Linked DNA regions of Homo sapiens: region 2 is linked to region 1. Evidence: read pairs that join two places in POLR2A ChIA-PET (ENCODE). Cell type or tissue: MCF 10A. All regions are shown on one strand. Each heading gives the region's core, and the rest is flanking DNA. Links, peaks and the distances in the headings are about the cores only.

The links. ChIA-PET counts read pairs that join two places held together with the same protein. Peaks named below come from ENCODE experiments on the same cell type or tissue, not always from the same donor. Only the 100,000 strongest peaks of a DNase experiment are listed, where the experiment ranks them.
Region 2: POLR2A ChIA-PET joins it to region 1 with 6 read pairs; 11 of 35 experiments call an interaction of 5 or more read pairs at or near these places.

Annotation. Positions count from the first base shown.
Region 1 is chr3:125,589,580-125,592,389 of GRCh38, reverse strand. The region is part of intron 1 of OSBPL11 (oxysterol binding protein like 11); the gene reads left to right. Among named protein-coding and RNA genes, the nearest start is that of OSBPL11, 4.5 kb to the left of the region's middle. In MCF 10A, for the core only: no CTCF peak of the experiment used is centred there; no DNase peak of the experiment used is centred there.
Region 2 is chr3:125,646,333-125,649,142 of GRCh38, reverse strand. No RefSeq gene overlaps it. Among named protein-coding and RNA genes, the nearest start is that of OSBPL11, 52 kb to the right of the region's middle. In MCF 10A, for the core only: no CTCF peak of the experiment used is centred there; DNase peaks (open chromatin) are centred at 802 and 1,332.

The DNA.
Region 1 (2,810 bases), core at 300-2,799:
CATCCATTTCTAATTATAAAAAGTAACTTTTATAAGTACTTGGTTTTGGCTGGCACTGTAGCTCACCCAAAGTGTTGATCCTTAGCACTTTGGGGCGCTGAGGTGGGAGCATTACTTGAGCCCAGCAGTTTGAGACTAGCCTGGGCAACATAGAGAGACCCCATCTCTACAAAAAATTAAAAAATTAGCCAGGCATGGTGGCATGCCTACTCAGGAGGCTGAGGTGGAAGGATTGCTTGAGTTCTAGGCTCCAGTGAGCTGTGATTGTGCCACTGCACTCAAGCCTGGGTGACAGAGCAAGACCCTGTCTCAAAAATAGTTAAATAAATAGTTGTTTTCATGAAGTTTTAAAATAATTTGGTAGTTTTACAATTTAACTTTTTTTTTTGAGACAAGGTCTCTCTCTGTCTCCCAGGGTTGAGTGTGGTGTCTCCATCATAGCTCACTGCAGCCTTGAACTGCTAGGCTCAAGTGATCCTCCTATTCAGCTTCTGGAATAGCTGGGACTACAGGTGTACACCACCATGCCCAGCTAATTTTAAAATTTTTTTCTAGAGGCAGGATCTTGCGATGTTGCCCAGGCTCATATTTAACTTTTTAATCTATCTGGAATTTATTTTGAAATACAGTGTGAGATAGTGTATCTACTACTGCATTACAAATTACCCCCAAATTTAATATATTAGCAGCATTTATTATTTCATAGTGTCTTTGGGTCAGGAATCTCAGTGCAGCTTAGCTGGGTCTTCTGGCTCTGAGTCTTTCTTAAGACTGAACTGGGAAGGATTCATTTCCTAGCTGATTCATGAGACTCTTGGTGCAATTCAGTTCCTTTTGGCCCATTGGACAAAAAACTCAGTTCCTCATGAACTGATGGCCAGAGACCTCCTTTGTTCACTGGCCACATGGGCTTCTTCACAGAGCATCTTACAACTTGGCAGCTTGTTTCTTGAGAATGAGGAGGTAAGAGGACTAGAGAGTGCTACCTGGAGAGAAGTTAACAGTCTTTTGTAACCTAAGCACTGAGGTGAATTCACATCACTTTTCACTGTTCTTCAGAAACAAGTCCCACACAAGGGTGTGAGAATACCAGCAGGTGGGGATTATTGGGATTTATGCCAGAAAATGCCTAGGCAGTTAATATAATAGACTCAAGATTGTAAAGACTAGAGGGGAAAACGGACTTGGGGAGTCAAATTATGTATCTGGTTTTAGGTATGTCCAGCTAAAGTTGCCAGAATGTTTAAGTGTCTTATCTAGCCAGTCCTCAGAGATATGGAGTATTGGAAATGTAGATAATTGTCTTTACATTATCCAGAATGTTTTCACATCTGTTATCACATTTAATCCTCCCAACTCTGGAGGAAGATACAGCATTATTATTCCTGTTTTGCAGTTGAAGAAAACCTAAGTCTAAATGACAATATAGACTTAGGCAATATAGTACATGAAGTTATATATTGCATGTAGCTAAGGTTACATAGCTAGTAAGTGGGAGAACTTTTATTTCTAGATAGATATTTACATAGAGGTATTAAAAGTAGATAAACTCTCTAAAAGGAATGAATAATTATTGATAATAACTAGTTTGGTACATGGTTGGTTTTATGGTTTACTCATGTTCTAACTTATGTAGCAAATATTTTTGAGTCTCTACTATGTCTGAAGCACTCTTTTATTAATGCCAAATTAATGTGCACACCCAAAACAACGAAAGAATGAATTCTAAGGCTTATTTTAGGAGGATCATCAAAATAATCAGGAAAAGGAAGGGCATCAGTGGCATTTACAAAACAATCTCATGATGACCTTTTGAAAAAAAAAATTTTTTTTTTGAGACAGAGTCTGGTCCTCTTGTGCAGGCTGGAGTGCGGTGGCAGATCTTAGCTCACTGCAACCTCTGCCTCCCAGGTTCAAGTCCAAGCGATTCTCCTGCCTCAGCTTCCCAAGTAGCTGGGACCACAGGCACTTGCCACCACACCCGGCTGATTTTTGTATTTTTAGTAGAGATGAGGTTTCACCATGTTGGCCAGGCTGGTCTCAAACTCCTGACCTCAAGTGATCCACCCACTTCGGCCTCCTGAAGTACTAGGATTACAGGCGTGAGCCACCGTGCCTGGCCCTTTTGAAAAATTAAACTTAAGAACTTAATTTATTAGATTAGCCTTGTATTTTCTTGTTTCCAGAGTAATTTATATTCATATGATGTGAGCTTTCTTTACCATTTACAGAGAAGATAGATTTCCCAGTTCTGGGTCTTTCCTTCCTTTTTCATAGTGAATATTCACACTTTATAAAATATGCATGTTTTCATTATTTTTGTATTCTTCATGTCAGCTTGTAGAGAAATTCACAAATCTGCAAATATGCCACCTGCTTATTAAAATGGGCAGAAGAGAACTATTCAAAAGAGGAACTGAAAGACAAACCAGGGTGTTTGATGGCCTGCTTTTTTTTAAAATTTTGAGCTCCTCACTGGCTAATCATATTAACAGATAAATCTATTTTCCTCATTAGCAAACAGCTATACTTTTCAGTAAATGTGTAAAAGTCTGCAAATGTGTAGTATAGAAATAATTTTTGTGGTCAGACCACAATAATTTTGTGGTTTCTTCCACTGTCAATACTATTATAAGGAAAAGTGCCTGTTCGCGGATGGGAAAATGAGATTGGCCTAAATATAAATGAATGTTCATGGTCTTAGAGGTTTTACCTCTTCTTCTGAGTTGATTTGAAGAAAAAGTCATAAATGTCTGCTTTTTTTTTTTTTTTCCTCTGCAGGGGTTAAAGGAAAATTGATACATATTTCT
Region 2 (2,810 bases), core at 87-2,586, 57 kb before region 1:
ATGAGCCACAGGAAGTTGGTGTGCTTCACACAGGCCAGAGTGACCAGCAGCATCTTCATTCTGGCTATTGCATGCCAGGGGCTGGTGATGGTGCCTGTCTCCTGGATCATATTCAGAAAGGGTTTCCTTATGGACATTGCCAGCAACGTTGGCATCATGTGGCCACATGATCCAGCAGACCTGGAGGGTGGACAGTATCTCAGCTGGAGGAGAATGCAGGTGTCTCCAAGCCTTATCTTTTCTTTTTCTTTATTTTTACTTATTTATTTATTTATTTATTTATTTATTTATTTATTTTTGGTCACCTTTATTCTACATCTATGCCTATGCTTACCCAAGGCCTTATCTTTTATTCCTTTTGATTTTTTTGTTTTTTGTTTTGTTTTGTTTTGTTTTGTTTTGACATGAAGTCTCTCTGTGTCACCCAGGCTGGAGTGCAATGGTGCGATCTCGGCTCATTGCTACTTCTACCTCTCAGCTCAAGCAATTCTTGTACCTCAGCCTCCTGAGTAGCTGGGACTACAGGTACTTGCCACCACGCCTGGCTAATTTTTGTATTTTTAGTAGTGACAAGGTTTCACCATGTTGGTCACACTGCTCTCGAACTCCTGGCCTCACGTGATCCGCCTGCCTTGGCCTCCCAAAGTGCTGGGATTACAGGCATGAGCCACTGTCCCTGGCCCCAAGGTCTTGTCTTATAAATGGCCCTTCTGCTCTTAAGAATGTGAGAACTGGGTCAAAGGGACTTAGCTGACTTAGTTGCGAATGTGAAGGGTAGACAGATCCCACAATTCACGACCTGGGACCTCAGGCAAATGCAGATTGCTTAACCTCTATTGCCTCATCTATAAACTGGGGCCAATAATGTTCATGTGGCTGTTTGAGGGATTAAATGACTTAATAAATTTAAAGCAATTAGAGTAGCCTAGCATGAAGAAAGCCCCCCAAAATGTTAGCAATCATTACTTCCTTCAGATGAGAAGTTGGCCTTGGATAGCTTCTAATGTCCACCCTCTACGATGTTTTTGATAATGTTGTGATTTTTTTTCCCTTTCCCCTCACTTTGTGAGCCTGCCCTTTCCTATCCATTTCCGTAGCTAGTCCCCTGGTCCAGGGTTACATTCTTAGGCTTTTTGGGAAGAAACAAAGGAGAGCTTCCCATTGTCCCCCAAAGGGGATGTCTTGAACACCCCTACGTTTGCAGCCCTTTCTCTTAACGTCTCCTTTCAGCTCCTCCAACTCCCAGACTGTGTGGTTCTGCACAACAGTGAAGAAAATGTCAAGGAACCGAAACAAGCTGAGGCAGGTAAGGTCCCACCCCCTCCTCCTGACGCCACTCTTATGCCGGAGGCCTGACTCACCAGTCAGGCTGGTGCGCCTGCAGCACCTGCCCTGGGTTTGCCTTTGATCCCTCCCCTGCAGCCTGGCCACCAGGAAACAAAAATCTCCTCTCTGGGTTTTCTAGGCCTTACCTTTTGATTCAGGGCAGACCAGAACCCAGGAAACCCTGAACTCCAGATAGACATCTGAAGGGAGAGATGTCTTCACTCTGCCTCCAGGTCAGGTCTTCAGAACTATGCTTTGTCCTAACCTCACCTGACTGGTGGAGCACATCCAGCCTCGTGCTCCTTGTTTTCTGGACAGTTTCCTTTTGTTGTGTTTGATTTCCTTCTCTCAAGTAGTCACTCGGTTTCCATAGTGAATCCTGACTGGCATGCTAGAGTATACAAAAAATCTCTGAGCCTCCCAAGGTGAGTTCTAGCAGGCCTGAACACACACTTGAAAGGTTATGCTTCCCTTGCCTCCTGTTCCAGCTTCCTACCATCCAGACTACACAAATCAGCAAGTACCTCTTTCTAAATGTGTTTTTTTAATTATCAGGGTCTCTCTCTGTTGCCCAGGCTGGAGTGCAGTGGCACAGTCATAGCTCACTGCAGCCTCCAACTCCTGGGCTCAAGTGATCCTCCCACCTCAGCCTTCCAAGTAGCTGGGACTACAGGCGCATGCCACTACACCCAGCTAATTATTAAACTTTTTGTAGAGATGGGATCTCATTATGTTGCCCAGGCTGGTCTTGAACTCCTGGGCTCAAGCAATGCTCTCACCTCACCCTCCCAAAGCACCGGGATTATAGATGTGAGCCACACTGTGCCCAGCCCACATTTTGAAGGGTAATCAAGGTGTGGAATCCTAATTAGGGAAAAGGAGTCAGGCTGGTGGAATCAGGAGAAAGCAAAAAGAGAAAGCAGATAAGCTACAAGTCTGCCTTTCTTCACAGTCTAGGACACATAGCCCTCCTATGCAGATAACTCACACTCTTCCTGTGCCCAGCTATCACCAGACCCTTGGCTGATAGAAAATTGCAAGTTAGCTCACTGCAGCCTTGGCATTATCAGTATTGCACAAAGCCCTCTTCAGCCTACAGCATAAACACTATCCTATAAAACATCCAGCAAGCCTTTGTTTCTTTGTAGTCAGCTCCTCTCTTCCTGGCTGCCCATTGCTTTCTTGCAACGTATTTTCATACTTTCTCTAATAAATCTGCCTTTCTTTTCCTACAACTGTCTTGGCAAATTATTTTTCCCCCATGCCACCAGCCCAGATAGTTGTCACTCACCCATGACACAAGGTACTAAATTTTTCATCTTACAGGTAGTTGTGACCTTGGAGTTCTATGATTTATACAAACTACACTTTGAGTAGCATCCCATGAGAGTTTGTTAGAAATATAAATTCTCTGGTCAACCCCAGATCTATTGAATCCATTTTGGGGCCTGGAGCCCAGCAATCTGTTTTCATAAGCATATTAG